Regions from separate parts of the Mus musculus genome. Here region 1 is linked to region 2. The links are chromatin loops, found by intact Hi-C in ENCODE. Cell type or tissue: heart. All regions are shown on one strand. Each heading gives the region's core, and the rest is flanking DNA. Links, peaks and the distances in the headings are about the cores only. Region 1 has its middle 53 kb from the start of 4930554I06Rik. Region 2 holds the start of 4930554I06Rik (RIKEN cDNA 4930554I06 gene).

Region 1 (8,338 bases), core at 239-8,238, 54 kb after region 2:
TCTCTCAGATTGTTGTTGTTGTTTTTTTAATTGTACACTGTTTGTGGTTTTGTTTTGATTTTGTTTTGTAGTTACTGAATTTTCAACTTGGAATTCTTCAAATACACAGAAAAATAAAATAAAATAAACACGTGCTTACCATTTGGACTTAAGAGAAATGAATTCATCAGTCCTCCTTTTTTGTAATAAACTCTTAGGCACATCAAGCAATCATCTCACTGTGTCACTTTTCCCTCCTTTCTTCTTTCTGAGGATTCTTCTTCGTTTGCTTCTCTGAGGTTTGCTGTACCCAGCTCCCCAGAAGCCAGTGGGAAGCAGAACACTAGTCTTTTGTTTCTCCTTATATTAGTGGGATTCTCTCTCTCTCTCTCTCTCTCTCTCTCTCTCTCTCTCTCTCCCCCCCCTTCCTCTCACTACTCTCTCTTCAATTCATCTTTAAGAAAAAGCGATGTAGGCAGATGTGCAGGCAGGCACTAGCCCGAATCTGTCGCCAACCCCTCCCGAGTGGGTGCATGCAAATTAAGGTGCCGGCAGACTGACCAATCCCAGGAGGACACATAGCCCTCCCCAGTGCTGGGGTGTATATAAGCAGTCCTCCCTGGGTTCCCGGGGTTTCCGTAGCATCGAGGCGTTCCTGCAATAAAGCTGTTGAGAAGAATCCGACCGTGTTGCGTTTTTCCTTGCCGGATGAGGTGAGCGAAACACAAGATTTGTTATGTTTCTGCACATAGCTTGACTCTACCCTGTGATACCCATTTTCTCTCTAGTTCACTTTATCATTATGCACAGTGCCACGGAGTCCTCGGGGGTCTCTCCTTTACGTGGGCTGTGTATGGCTTTCATAGACTTGGGAAGCATGGCACTAAGCAAGGTGTCCAGCATTGAGAACACCATGACTGCCTTCGGAGAAGATATCCCTACACCCTGCCGAGTTCTTTCAGGGTTGACAGCACAAATTCTTGTTTTAGGATGGTTGTTAAGCTTGTTGGTCATGAAATGATATATTATTGCTGCTTAAAGAGGCTTCCCCCTGATGACTAGTGAGGGTTTACATTTTCCCCCACATATTTATCAGCTGTCTGGGGTTTTCTCTCATGTGAGTTCTGCTCACGTACTTCAACTATTTTACAGTTGTCTAATCATAGCCCACCCAACTGTTCTGTCTCTCGGATATTGCAAGTGAGGGATAGCTCCCCACATCCAGCCCTAAGTAGCAACTGATAAACGTTCTGTCAGTTTTAATATATACTTCAGGGAGATGAAATTTGATTCAAAATAAGGAAGGATGGTGTAGGTAGGTGGGCAGTGTGCTCTATGAATAGGAATTTGAGGCTGAAGTAAGAATAAACATACACCTTTAAAATCCGCCACCCACTAATAGCCTCACTGGTCCACGATGACATTAGCAGGCTGTGCCAGCATTTCTATCTACCACAGTGACACAGGATGAAAGACAAAAGGAATGATATTGCTAAGTAAGCCCTGTGCATGAGCCTTGGAATAGAATGTACCTCTCTTGAAACTGTTAAAAAAAAAAAAAAAAAAAAAACAGGCAGTAGCTACTGTACAAGATGGCTTAGCCAGAACCAGCAGGTCTTGTTTTTGTCTGTATTCTTTTTTAAAAATAAATATAATAAACTACTCTCAGAAAAAATTTTAAAAAGACTAATTGCATCACACTTTAATTGGGATTTCTGTTTAGTGGTATTTATTACTATTTATTTTGTTTGTTTATTTATTTATTTATATTTACCTCTCAATTTCTCTCAAAAGACTGTCAGATTGTGGCCAAGGTCTGCAATCCACATTAGTATTCTTTAGAAATGGTGCTTTAAGGCATGGTGAGATTGGCAGGGGAGAGAGCACTGGGTAGTGAAGGGACACAGGATAGGAATGTGTGGCGAGCACTGTTACTCTCCACACAGGTTGCCATCCCAACCGGTGCCTGCTCAGGAACTGACAGGATTGGTTCATGATCTCAGAGTGAGCCCCGTTGCACAGCCTGCTTCCACTGCGGAGGCTGGGAGCCTTTGACTCTCCAGTAGACAACGGGATTCAAATCATCTTCTAGTTTACCCAGTAGGAGATAAATAATAATGCATCCGTATGCTGCGTTTACACATATTATTTTAATTTTTGTTCTAGGAGAATAGATAATTTTGAAAGACTAAATACTTTGTTCTTAAACTTTCATAATTTCTCTGGAACAAGCAAACTGGGAATAGTGACAACAGCCTGAGCCTTCCAGAAGGTAACAACTGTGAGAGATTTTCATGGGCAGCTGGGGGGAGCACAGACACAGATGGCCTGTCTTTATTGGTCCTCTCTTGCCCAGAAAGCCATATTAAATAAAATAAAGGAGCCTCATACCAGAGGGGGGTGTGTCACACCAGCCTTCGGGTGACCTTGGGTCCTCACTCTGGTCTCTCTTTGCTTAGGTCTGTTACAGTTCCTCTCATTACATCATAGTCCAGGGCTTGTGGCATTTTTATTCTTACTGGAAATGACAGCACCGTGACACACTGAGTTTCTGATTGGTGCCTCTTAGTCCACAAATAGCATGATAACGGAAACTGGGCTCACACTTATCTTCCCATCAGCTCAAACAGTGGTCAGAAATACAAGGAGAACTTGTTGAGGGAAGGAACCCATGAGAATGTTTTCAGTGGCGATATTTATGAAGTAAGGGAAATGGGTTTGCTTTCTGTAGAAAGATTGGACCAGGTTGGGTAGAATCTCCGTTAAGATGTCAAAGCAGGGCCCGAGGTGTATATAGTTCAGAAGGCAGAGTGCTTACATAGTGTGGGCAAGGCTTGGATTTGATATTAGCACTCTATTCCCATAGCGCTCCTCTTTCATCCCATTGTATGTCAAAGGAAGTTGTATGAAATCACCCTTAGAAAGCAATTCTGATGGATGTAGCAGTAGGAAACAAATCTTATTTCCATAGAGCAAGAGCTTTGGCCACAGCAACAGCCAACGACTGCATTTGTTATGAGATTGATGAAAAGGGTGAAACCATTCTTAAGCTCCAAGAGGTCCCCTAAGAAGTCAGATGGTCTCAGCTGGATACCTCCCCCATGTCCTCTTCTCCCATCTTCCTTGTCTGTCTTTCCTCCCCTTTCTTGTTCTCCCCTTTCCTTCTCTCCCCTCTCTATCTTCTCAGACCTCCTCTTTACTGCTCCATCTTCCTCTCTATTAAGTGCTCAGGGTCCCTTTTATCAATAAGTAGAGACTCTTACAGGAGTCACTGTGCTAACAGTTAGGTGTCAAGACAAATCAGTTACTCTGCCCCGCCCTCCACCACCCAGCACCAGAATGGCCCTTTGGACTTTGCCTGGATCCTCCTGGCTCCCATTTCTGCCTGCACTGTCCACTGTCCTCCACTTGCCCTGATTGGCCTTACTATTCTTTGTTTGTTTGTTTTTTTGTTTTTTGTTTTGTTTTGTTTTTCGAGACAGGGTTTCTCTGTGTAGCCCTGGCTGTCCTGGAACTCACTTTGTAGTCCAGGCTGGCCTCGAACTCAGAAATACGCCTGCCTCTGCCTCCCAAGTGCTGGGATTAAAGGCGTGCGCCACCACTGTCTGACTTTACTATTCTTTAATATGGACAATTGGTTTGCTTTTTTTCTCTCTCTCTCTCCTTCTTATTGACATTATCCTCCAAGACCTACTTTGTTTTGCTTCTCTTCAGAGTGTAATCCAGGGATAAGCAATTATTGCTCATTCACTGGTTTAGGTCACAGCATGAGGCTGATGCCTCTAACTGCTCCTTTTCCAACAATATCTCTGTCCCTGTCTCTCCTATGGAAACTTCTGGAGCTACCGGTCTTCCAGCCCTTTGGAGGCTCACATTTAGGTTAACTGATTTGTAATTCTCCAACCTCTCTGTGAGTTCATAGGGAAAGCTGGCACACCTTATTCAAGAGCCAGAGTTCTACGGCCCACTGGGATGAAGTCAAAACTCAGGATACTTGTGTTCACCGGAGAAACTGATCTATCAATGATGGCAGGGACTGGCAAGGACAGTGTGCAACGCTGCCATTTCCACTCAATTAGGAAGATCATTCTGTGAAGGCCCAAGTTTCTGGGGCGTCCTGATTGAGGTCAGCAAACCTGTGGGGAGAGCAGCTTCCTGGCTAAGCTGTGAGCCAAATATCTTCAGCTTTATGGGAGGAACTAGGTTAACTCTTGCCAAACTGGTTCACCAGGAACAATGACTAAGCAGTTTCATTTTATTTTATTTTTGTATGTCTGGGACTAGATGATCTCAGCTATGAACACATTTACAACCTGGAGTTTCAAGGGAGAGGAGTATTGACTTGCAATGCAAACAAGGGAGCCAAGTTATGGCCTCTCAGGCAGCCAGCGTAACTGCTGCTGTTTGATGCTATACTCGGTCTTTACCTCCTTCCATTTAACTTTTCTTCTTCCTGTAGGGTTTTGGGGATGCTGTCTTCTCTTTAGCACTAGTAACTTCTCTTCGCCATGGTCCATGTCTATTTTGTGTGTAAGTGTCTGTTCATGTATGGGCTCATGCCTGCATGTGTGCATTTCCTAATCTTGCCGCAGCAAGGTGGAGAATCCCAAACAGGCATACTCATGACATCCTATCTTTCTATTAATCTCACCAGAGACTAAAAGCAATTGACAAAGGAGCAGGCTTCCTAGGTCTCCTTTCCAGACTGCGTCTGAAGCTGAGTGACCTGTCTTCAGGCAGGAAGTGTCTTTTTGGAGTCTGAACATGCCTGCGTTCTCAGAGCTGCTTTTGGTGGCAGATCCAGGCAGCAGCAGGTCAGGCCTAAGGGCAGCAGTGACCTAGCTTGCCGTCAGGCCGGGTTTCCTGTGCTGAGTTGGGAGGGATGATCCAAGGGCAGTTATGGAAATGGAGCTTTTCACTAGGGACACTTGTGAAAATACTAAATATGTTTTACACTTCCCTGGGTAAGGTCAGAACGTATAATCTATGCCATTGCTTGTGTTGACTACTGAGCCTGTGTTATCCTGAACCTTCTTCGTCTTGTCTAGAATTCTGAGAAACACAACTTCAGTGGTGCCGGAGGTCTGTGGTAAGAAGCTGGGGATGGGCCTCTCAGAATAGAAAGCGCCTCCTCCTATGTAGTTCCTGTCCAAACTGGCTGCTTCATATTCTTCCGGCTTCCATCACTGTGATTAGCTTGGGAGAAGCAGTTTGAATTGGGGACTTTTTTGAGGATCTGTGGCTTCTGGAATTTCCCTAGTCCCTTTATTTTTCCTTATTCTTAACCTGCTGGAAAAAAAAATCAACACTAGCCAACCATTTCATCACAGAGATGAACTATTTCTACAAAGAGGTTATGAATATGTGTGGATATATTTGTATATGTGTGTGTGTATGTATTATGGGTATACATACCTACATATGTGTGTATAAATAATGTATACATGTGAATCACATGTATGTTCATATATGTATGTATACATATATTCTAGTATATTTACACATATAGGCAATATAAATACTTATTCACATTGGACTCTCCCATCTTATTCACAAGTGTTTCTCTTATGTCTTCAAACTTTACTCTTGCCCCTAATTTAAAACATATTCTTTCTGGTTCTCTACTAGACCCTTTTGGTCCCTACCATGTAAGACTCTAACTTGGAAATCTCAGATTCACATCTCCAAGTCACCTGGGCTTCAGTGGGACTGACATCAGAATCACATGGCTCTAAGCAAGTCCTATAAATACCATTCGGACCTTTTACTTCGTGATGGGTCCAGTACACTCATGTATAACACTGGCTCCCCAGATAATGGCTGCCCACACAAGGTTGAAAACCTCCACTGTAAAATTGGACTCATGGCTTTCTCCTGGGCCATGACTCCATGGGTCCTACCTCTGAAATTGGAACAGATGAAAATAGAAGTATATGCCAGGTTCTATTGTGTTCTAAGTACTATACGCATATTGATTTATTTACTCTCCAGGACAGTCATATCTCTTTAATTCAGGGATGAGGCTAACAAGATTCAAGGAGCCCAGGTCATTCTCCAAAGGGGGCACAGCTAAGAAAGAGCCATGAGGAGGCCATGGTCCATGCCTGTGGCCAAGTAGATACACTGTGCTTATCTTAGCAGAAAAGCAAATGCCTGGAACATCACAGTCCTACCCAATCAATTTCACTTGGTATGGACTCCAGTGTCCATTATCTGGCTTTGTAAGTGCTCGGAGATATCCCAAATTGCCCAGAGGTCAAGCAGCATAAAAACAGTGTGCCGTGAATTCCTTACTATATTGTCTTGTTTATTTTTTTATTTGTTTACTCGGAAGAATTGTCTCATTTCTTTCCAAGAAACTCTGCTACATTCTCACTGTATGACCTTATCCAGATCTTTCTCACCCAGTAGTTTCAAAACTTAGGTCTTTGTCATTTCCAGGCAGGGAATCCAGTCTAACTCCATTTTTGCCCTTTCTTCCCTATGTCTTTTTCTCTCCTTCCTTTTTGCACTTACAACACTGAAGACAGCAACATCAAGCTCTTCTAATCCTGGGAGTGGCTCTGTGTGTGTGTGTGTGTGTGTGTGTGTGTGTGTGTGTGTGTGTCTGTGTGTGTGTCTGTGTGTGTGTCTGTGTGTGTGTGTATGTGTATCCAACTCCTGCCTACAGTTTTACTTTACATTTGGATACAATAACCTCCCCCCTAAGTTACTTACTTAGCATTAAATGCATTCTCTTCACAGTGAGAGTGACTTCTGAGTCTGAAACTACTGATAACATGGCACATCCTCAAAACTACAATCTCATTCAGGGTTGGAGCATATCCAAGTCAAACCAGAGATACTCCCATGATGCTCTGCCTTCACTCAGGCTTACAAGGGGGAGGGATCATTTTCTGCTGACTATTCTCTGTCTTCTCCACATATACAGAACATCCAGATTGTTCAAGAAATGTTTGATTACCTAATAAAACAGCTTGCTTCTTCCCCAAAATATATTTGACACTATTTAAGATGCATTGGGAAACCTAAGTGTCTTCCAATACCTTCATCAATAATGCATAATGGGGCACTGGAGAGATGACTTAGCAGTTAAGAGAACTGACTGCTCTTCTGAAGGTCCTGAGTTCAAATCCCAGCAACCACATGGCGGCTCACAACCATCTGTAATGGGATCTGATGCTCTTTTTTGGAGTGTCTGAAGACAGCTACAGTGTACTTACATATAATTAAAAATCTTTTTTAAAAATGATGCATAATGACCAGTAAAATATAAGCATCTTTGAGTTCAGCATGCACACAGCCATCTCGGATGGCTACTTCTTCTCTGTCAAATAGAATCAAGGTCCAGAGAAAGCTGACAGGAAATCTTTAGTTTAGGGGTCTTTATTTTTCTTCAGTTTTGTACAGTTTCCCAAATTGGGGCTTTGTTTCCTAATGCTACTGCTCCCTATAATATTTCATGGGTAAATTTTAGAGTTTTCCCAGACCCGGGCATTTCTCATGTTATTCTGTTCAATGGCTGCCTCCTGGGCTTGCGTCCTAACTAGAGCTGCAGTTAGTATATGAGATGCATGGAATCTATATTTATCTTTTACTCTCTTTTCTAAAGGGATCCTCACTGGCAGAGCTCTGCTAGCTCTGGGTACTCTTGGGTCAGCCATGTCACTGACGGTCAGGATTCAAGCTCTGTCACGTCATGACCTTGAAGATACTTGGGTGCGGTGTGCCATCCAATCTGCCTTTCAAATGTATTCTTGGTGTATTTTGCTTAGCAATGTATTGCCTTCTCATCTCCAGAGTAACAACAGAGATGACTATAAATAAACCCAGTAATGAGGAGTGACTCAAAAGTCTGGTTATTTTTATTAGTGAACTATTCTAGCAGTGCTCACTCCATAATTTTACATCCTCATGCTTTATAACACTGAAAATAAGTCACCCCCTGCTCCACCCCCTTTCTGGTTGTAGAGAATATTTTGAGATGTTCGGCAGAAAATAAAATAAGCAACTAGAGCTATCAATTTTCATGCTGAATGGCTTTAGAGGGAACAGTGTGGCATTATATATTTAATAATAAACACAGAAAAATCTGTAGTGTTGGCAAACTCCAAGAAACAAAACATGTTTAGAAATTTTTCCTGTCCTGGCTGCATAGCCTCCCCCCCGCCCCCCGCACCCTTTTTTTCCCTCTTTAAATGTGTAAAATGAGATTTAAAGCACAGTTAATCTTGGTTTAGATGGGTGGCGTGGGTATTTACTGAGGATTTACTGAGTGCGTAAGAACAGTCTGAGGGTCTACCATCCTGAATGTGCCTGATCTTATCTGACAGGATTCTGGCCTGGCTAGTGTTTTTGT
Region 2 (8,338 bases), core at 80-8,079:
CAGGTTCAATGAGAGACACCGTCACAAAAAATCAAGAGTACAATTGAAGAAGATATCCACTGTTGCGTTCTAGCCTCCACATCCCTGTGCACGTGTGCACTCACAAACACACACACCCCATCCACAAATGCACACACACAAACACACCTAAAAGCCATACATGTAAGCTTGCTATTGCTGATATTAGTGGGTCAAAAGAAGCTGTGTACAAAAAAAATGTATGCAGTTACATGTGTTTCTCTTAGAAGTTAAGCTTTACATATTTATCAACTAAGGCATTAAATACCAGCCAACTGGAATTCAGCACAGTGCAGATGTTAACAGGAACCTCATATGTTTAGCATTTGTCTCCACAGATTAAAAGTTTCAAGACGCACGTGGATAACCTGTTAGAACTGTGGGAAATCATTGAAGATGAGAGACTGAATGAGAGAAGGAGATTATACAAGGCTATAACCCACGGAATTCAAAATGATAAACAAAACACACACACACACACACAAACACATACACACAAACACATACACACATACACACACACACATACACACACATATGGGGGGCGGGAGGAAGGAATGGAAAGAAACATATTTAGAAGTGCTACATTCATGTAGCCAAACACTATCATTAAAATAAAAGCATTTAATACATATCACCAAAAAAAAAAGGGAAGCCTGGATAATAAGGTTGTACATTTAATGCATCAGTAAATAAAACATTTTATTTCCAGTTATAAAGGTCTTCAAGAATGTTATTGGTCATTATTTCCAATGAGCAACTATGTTCCCAAGGGCACTGAGTATAATAAAGTGAATCTGACAATATGCTTACTTTTAAAAGCTGATGCGCTTTGGTTATAAGAATACATTGGAAAGGGTTCTCCTCTCCTGTTGGCAGAAATTCAAGCACTCAAACATTTTGTTTAGGAAGAACTGGGAAGGTGTATGTTGGTCAGGCAAGGAGTTAGCTGACTGTGTATAGTGGAATATGGTCCTAGATACCATGAAAAGATGCATCATCACCACCACCATCATCACCATCACTACCATCACCATCATTATCATTGTTACCATCATCATCACTGTTAGCAGCATCAGCAGTCAGAAATGTGAATTTTCTGGTTTCATGCGGGACCTATGGGGAATCACAACCTGAGGATGGACCCCCACAGCCTGGATTCTCATAAGCCCCTGAGAGGTTGTTGGAACTTAAGCTAAAGCTTTGATCCTAATGGATATAGCAGTTATAAACAACCTGGCCTGACCTCCAGCAGTGAAAGAACATGTACAGATACGTGCTTTTTTTCAAAATCAGTAATGAATGTGCTTGAAGACCCAGCAAAGGCCTTATCCTCTGAAACCTGCTAAAGAAGAGAGAACCGGACTCCCCCTCCCCCACTCTTCTGCTGCTGCTCAAGATCCCCCAGGCAGGACAGGCCTCTTCTTACTCATGATTTTGTCCTTGTGGTAACTGCACAGTACCTAGTAATTGAGATGCTTGTTAACATGAAATGGGAAGGTTGGGAATAAACAGATGGAGTATGATTTATTGTGCCAAGGTAAAATCACTACTTTAGAGTAGAACGGAAACAAACAGGTAAGAGTGAGGAACGGTATACATAGGTTCCAGGCAAACAGCAGAAAAGAGAACAATAGTCCTGGAGGGAACTGGACAGACATGTTGGGACAGCTCCTGTGAGTCACCTACCGCTGAATCTTGAGTTGCCTCTGACCTGTCAGAAGTCAAATCCGGTGTTACCTATGTCCTAGTCTGATGAAGCCAGTGTTTTCAGTTACTTTAAGTTTATTTTGAGGTTGGATTTCTATTGAGCAGCCAGCACTGTGCTTAGAGCTGGCTGAATGAGGCGCTACTTTATAGATACTTAGTAGTGTTTTTTCAACCATAGCACTGGTGTTATTTGAGGCCTGATGGTCCTGAGCTGTTGCCAGCTGTCTTGAGATTGTCTGAGTTGCACTCCTACCTTTGGCTTCTACCCAACAGAGGCTAATAGGTTCCCACACTTCCAGGAGGAACAAACAAAAAAAATGTCTTCAGGCATGGCTAAATGTTCTTCAAAAGACATGTCTTACAATTGAGAATATCAGGAGTGATGTCAGATGGAGGCAGGGGGGTCCGAAATCTTTAAAGTGCCATGTCAATGCCATTGGGGTGGCAGAAGATTGGAGGCCCTTAACGGGGTGGGAGACAGGGAGAGCCGAGGGAAATTTAGGGAGTGAGATGGGGCTGCATCTCCGTGCCTGAGCAGCGGGTAACCTGGGGGAGACCTGAAGGCCCGGCAGGTGAGGGGAAGGACAGAAGAACGAGGTACTGGGAATGAGCGATGTCAGGCTAAAGACAGGGGTGAGAATCTGCAGAAGTCTGAGACAGCTTAGGACATTAAAGACACTCAAGGCAGGGAAGGGCAATCAGTCAGTTCTTCTGCAGTGTAAACTGAGAAGGGTGAGCAGGCTCAAGCAGGAACCCTGAGCCAGAGATAACACAGTGCTTCACAGCCCAAGGTCAGTCCTCTATCCCCGAGGACAGTGAGCTTGCCACTATTCACTCCCTTCCCTCCAGGTCACTGAACACCACACCACACCCCCCCCCCCAACACACACACACACAAACACACACACACTGTCCTTGATCCTGATGATTGTAGACGTGACATATTTTACTTCTTCACTGATTGCAGAAACCAGTGGAGACTTTGCAAAACATCACACACCTTTCTCTTGGGATTTGGGGCACCCGTACTTAAAAGGAAGCATAGACTTTGAAAATGGAGGGGGGCGGGGGGTTAGCAATATATTTAATCTGAAATCATTCCGACAAACAAATACACCAACAAACCGAACCAAGCAAGCAAGCAAGTAAAACAAACAAAAACCAAAAGCAAGCAAGCCGTTTTAAGGATAAATATTGTCATCTGTCTGACTCTCTTGACTGTAGTAAGCTTCTGTTTAATGTTTAGCTTAGTTCCTGGTTAGGCAGGAGGAGTTTGCCCAGTGTTTATTGGATCACTATGCTTACTTTGTTAATAATGGCAACAACACTTCTGGAGGGCATAATAATCCACCATAAACTGTGTAAGGAGGTGAGCTCATGTGATCATTATAACAACCGGAGCTCAAAAGAAAAAAAAAATTAATTGTTTGCCTGTTACACATTTTATCTTACCCTTAACCCATTATTCTGCCTTGCTTTCTGTCCCTCCCATGAAAGCAAATTGATAAAAAATTATTTCCTATCTCATGTGTTTAGTCTCACTGTAGGTGAGATTTAAAAAAAATCACAACTGATAGATGGAAAGTGTGGTTACATATTTTCAATTTTTTTTAATCCTGCAATTACAGACTAGCAATAGAGCGCGTGCCCTTCCAGGTGCAAGCTTGCTTTTGCAAGTTAGGAAACATGGCCACCTGGCTGTTTGGTGCAGAGCCGAGGTCAAACCTAGGACGCTACCTTCATACACTGTGGTGATCGCAGAGACACACACAGGTTAATGTTTATGCCTGTTGACTCAGTGTCTCGAAGGACACGCCACCAAATCTTCACAGCCAGGCCCTTGACTGTGGTGTATTCTCTCCTTTAGCTTGTCTTATGTAGAAGGATGCGTCAGCTGAAGGCTGACTTCAAGGGCAGAAGAAATAGCATAGTCGAGCAGAACAGCATGTGTGCTCGCCTCTTCTTCCATGGCTGTACTTGGCAATACTATCCAGGTGTCCACGTCCAAATATAATACCTTGTTTTTCTTTTTCCGCTGAAGAGGAAACAAAGTCCTAAGAGGCTAAATGTTGCATGGGACTTTGTTAGCCAATTCAACATCTGTTTGCATCTTTAAAAAAAAATGACTCATATCTATTCCTTATAAGTAGGGCAGGAGGGCAGCTGGAATTTCCCAGCTCACTCTGTGTCACTGCTTCCTGCTGCTCTTTGTCCTCCCAGGCATATTTTATTGGCAAAAAGAAAAAAAAAAAAAGAAAAAAAAAAAAGAAACAAACACTGTACTACCTCGGGGCAGCTGCCTGCGCTGACTCACGCCTCTTCTGTTTGTGTTGGGAAAGCTGCGGGCAAAGCAAGGACCTTCCTTTAATTACAGTGTGAATAACCAAATGCATTCTGAAACTTTGTTACTCAATAGCTCACCCAGAAGGAACACTGATGGTATCCAGCCAATCAAAGGCCATCTGCCGACTACAATCGGAGCTTGTCACTGATGGCAAGACCCAGTGGGTGGATCATCACCAAAAGAAGGAAAAACATAGTATGAGTTGTGTTTCTATCTTAAAACAAAACAAAAGAAAACAACCCCAAACTGATCAAACAAAACCCCCATTCCTCCTCACATGTCCTCAACCAAAGCTGAGCATCTATTGGCTTGATTTATTCCTGAAACTTGAAAACCTATGTACTCAATTTGGAAGGAGGAAGGCAAAGGGGGTGTGTGGGAGTGGGGACAGACAGAGACAGACAGACAGAAAAAGAGAGACAGAGAAGGGAGGGGAGAGAGAGTGGGGGAGCAGGATCTACAAAATGGTAACATTGAACACCGGAAGAAGAAGAAGAGAGGACCTTGTGAAGATCTAGTCAATTCTCCTGACTGGGGTTCTCATTTTAGGACTCAATTTAACACACTGCCCTGCTCAACCTTTATTGTTTCATTTCCTATGCAACTTGTCTTAGACAGTGGCTTTGTTCTGATGTCTTTAATACATTCCAGTGATTCTCTATGTCAAACAGAGAAGGGGTGGGGCAAAAAAAAAACAAAAAAACAAAAAAACCCCAAAACAAAAAACAAAAAAAAAACCCTCAATGGATACAATTAAACTACCTCTACATGTTCAGATTTTTAAGATCCTACTTAATTGAGCAAGCTCTGTTTTGCAAAACTTAATCTACAAGAGAAGAAATAAAAATTTAAGTCAGTAAGATTAACTTCTCAGTTCATTCGTTTACTTTTAAATGTTGTATTCTGACCCAAAGCATTTCCCCATCCCTCCTGGGTGCTTTAGAAGAAAGTAAATCAGGCGTCTAAACCCAGAAACAAACTCCCGTGGAAAACCAAACCAAATCACGATAAAAACAAGACCAAAGAGAATAACAATAACAAAACTTTCAAATAGCCAGCATGCTTCTAGTTAAGCCAGCAAGGCCTCCGGGTGGGCAGACACAGGTACCCATGGACATTGCGGGTGAAGAGGTCTTCTCTTCTCTTCCTGGTTGTGTCCTGCCCACAGTGTAACCCTAAGCAAACACCCAGCACAGGCCATGGAGAGAAGCTGAGTCAGGCCTTGGCGATGGGCCTAATATCACATTTGAAGTGGGTTTTCTTAAGCACTGGATGAGCAGATTTACCCCTGGGGGTCTTCCCTTGACCCCTAGCTGGTCTTCCTCTTGAGAGCGAGGCTAGACTGTGGCTCCAAAGTCTCCCAACTTAAGAGTCCAGCCCAAGGTGCTCCGTTGCTTGTCCTTGGGTTCTACTGATTTAAAAAACAAAGATCTTCTCAAACCTTGCTTAAAATGGAACCTTCTGGATTCTATCTCCAGACACTACCCCTGTAGCAGCCCTGTGGTGGGGCCCAGGCATCCACCCCGAAACCACAGGTTGATATTCTGGCATTTCCTGGTTTGGCTCTGATCCTTTGGGGTTGTTTACCAGCCCAGCGTGCGCGAGAGCTGCAGCCTTTCCTCAGCCCTCCCCCATGCCAGTGACTCACTCCTGGGGTGGTTACTAGTGCCACTCTGGGCATTGAGGAGACTGCCTGCTCCCTTGATGCCTGCTGGCTTTACTGTTTGTTCCCTCCTTGACTTGTCATAGGAGAGTATGTTATTGTTCCTCTTGCTCCTGCTATCAGACTACAAGGACCAGTGTGGTTTGCATCACAGAAGGGGCGTGCCCTTGGTATTTTCCTGTTCTATCTACTGTACTCAGGTTCTATTATCACGTGATGGGGCGGGGTGGTACTGTGGCCTCCAATAGAACCTTGTGACCTCAAATACCCGCAGATGGTCCCCTCACTTGTTTTCTGAGTCATGAAGGAACCATCCGTTGATACAATCCGACAGTACTCCCGTTTTCTTCCACTTCTTGCTCTATCGGAATTCTGGGCAGCTCTTTCAAAGACTAAAAGTTTGTAGCTGCCTCAGATTATATATTGGAATCCTAGTCCCACAGAGGTGGTGTTAACAGATAAAGTCTATGGAAGGAAGCTAGGATAGGAGTGTGGAGTCCACATTCATGGAATTAATGTCCTTATAATCAAGGCCCTGGAGAACTAGTGACCTCTTGCACCATGAGAGGACACAGAGGAGGAGCCATCTATGACAAAGCAGGCTTCTTTAGAAATCAGTCTGCTAAGTGAACATCCTATCTTCCAGAACTGTGAGAAACAAGAATTGTTCCCCCCCCCCCAAAGCTATCTAGTGTATGGTCTTTTATAAGACATATAACTTATCCTTCTGATGGTTCTACATATGAGGACCTCAACCACTGACATCCATCTACCCACATTCCTGGGTATCTGAGGTAGCTGGGGGTTGTTGCAGTTTGAATGTGAAATGCCTATTGCCAGCAGTTGGTAACACTGTTTTGTAAGAAGGTTATGGAGTCCTTAAGAGAGGGAGCTTCACCAAAGGAATTACATCACTAGGTGTGGGACTTGACCTTGTAAGGGAATAGTCTAGGCTCAGGAAGCCCCAAGACCACGTTCTCTGCACAGTGGAGATTTATTTGCCCCAGAGGGACAAAGGCAGAGAATAAGAGACAAAGACAGGAGATAAAGGTCAAGGAAACAGGAGAAGGGAACAAGGGAGAGGAGGCAGGGGTATGTCCTGGATTGGGTCAGAGGACTACCTCTGGCTAGAGAGGAGACAGACACACAAGCAAAGGGCAGTTTATAAATGTAAAGGGGGAAACGCTGTGTTAGAATGAGGTGTTTAATTTTAACTGTACAGGCTAAGGGGCTTTTGATTGCTGGACTTCAATACTTTGATAGAGCTTGGTGGTCAGCCTCAAGAGGAAGAAGTAGCCAAATAAGAGAATAGACCTTGGAAGCCAGCTTTTAGGGATGTAATCTAATGGCCTTTAGTAAGGCAGAGAGAATGGGGGAAAGGACAAGACCAGGCAGAGTCACGTGTACCATGCTCAGGCTGGCTACAGTCCCTTCAGACATGGTGGAGTTTGGGAGTTTTAAAGGCTTGTTTGTTTGTTTGGGTTTTGTTTTTTAGTAGCAGTTTTTAGTCTGCCTTCTAATCCCTACATACTTTTAAGCTAGAAAATATGATCAACTGATTTAGGTTTCTGCTGCCGTAGCTTCACTAATATGGCTGACTGTATCCCTTCGAACTGTATGTCAAAATAAAAAATAAAACCCATTAAAGCCCATTTTTAAGTTGCCTTTGTCCTAACCAAGGCATTTACTCACAGCAACAGGGAAAATGATGTATAATACCTAGGTTTATCCACTAAGCTTCATTGTTTCACATTCAGGCTAAACTTAAAACTCATGACCTTCCTCTAAGTGCTGGGATTGTATTTCTTACAGAAGAGGACAGCTTATGTGCAACAATTACCCCTCACAGTTTTGTGAACTAGTAAAGAACTACTAAGGGACATGAAGCCAGGAAAGGGGCAACATTACAGTGTGATAGCCCTGTTTAGAATATGTTAAAAATCAAGTTCTAGCACCACATCTGGTGGCCCACCTGTAATCCCAACGTTAAGGAGGCTCAGACAGAAAGACTGCAACGTGGAGGTCAGTCTGAGCTATACGGCAAAGACCAAGGCCCCAAATAATAACAATAAATTCAGGTCTTAGAACATTCTCTAACACTCTCTAGCAATCAATGTTATTAAAGGCTTGAGCCTCTGTCTACTGTCCCACTGAGAGGATGTAGACATGTTAAAGGGTGGGGCCTTATGGGAGGTCTTCAGATCATTGGGAATGTGTCCTTAAAGGTACAGTACACTTTCTCCTTATTCTTCCTCTCTCCCATCCTAGCCATGAGATAGTTTGTTTTACCATACACTCCCCGCCATAATATAGTAGTGCCTTGTCACAGGGCTCAAAGCACACCAAAATCTACAAACCCATGAGCCTAAACTAAACCTTGCTTCTTTTATGTCACCCCACCCCCTCCAGTAATGGAAGGCTACCACTTAAATATGGAACACTACTTTTTAATAATAAATTCTGTTGTGATATATATATATATATATATATATATATATATATATATATATATACATATATATATACATATATAATTCTGTTGTGATATATATATATATATATATATATATATATATATACATATAACCTGGACATGATGGTAC

What was found. A loop is a pair of places that touch in the nucleus more often than their neighbours do. Peaks named below come from ENCODE experiments on the same cell type or tissue, not always from the same donor. Only the 100,000 strongest peaks of a DNase experiment are listed, where the experiment ranks them.
Region 1: it touches region 2 in a loop (2.1-fold over the local background); 3 of 42 quality-filtered maps call a loop at or near these places.

Annotation. Positions count from the first base shown.
Region 1 is chr19:21,047,956-21,056,293 of GRCm38, reverse strand. No RefSeq gene overlaps it. Among named protein-coding and RNA genes, the nearest start is that of 4930554I06Rik, 53 kb to the left of the region's middle. In heart, for the core only: no CTCF peak of the experiment used is centred there; DNase peaks (open chromatin) are centred at 4,773 and 5,103; H3K27ac peaks cover 395 bases.
Region 2 is chr19:21,102,135-21,110,472 of GRCm38, reverse strand. It overlaps 4930554I06Rik (RIKEN cDNA 4930554I06 gene), which reads right to left and starts at 5,763. Exons shown (of 2, transcript NR_126458.1): 1 at 5,721-5,763; 2 at 4,935-5,480. In heart, for the core only: no CTCF peak of the experiment used is centred there; DNase peaks (open chromatin) are centred at 4,082 and 5,712.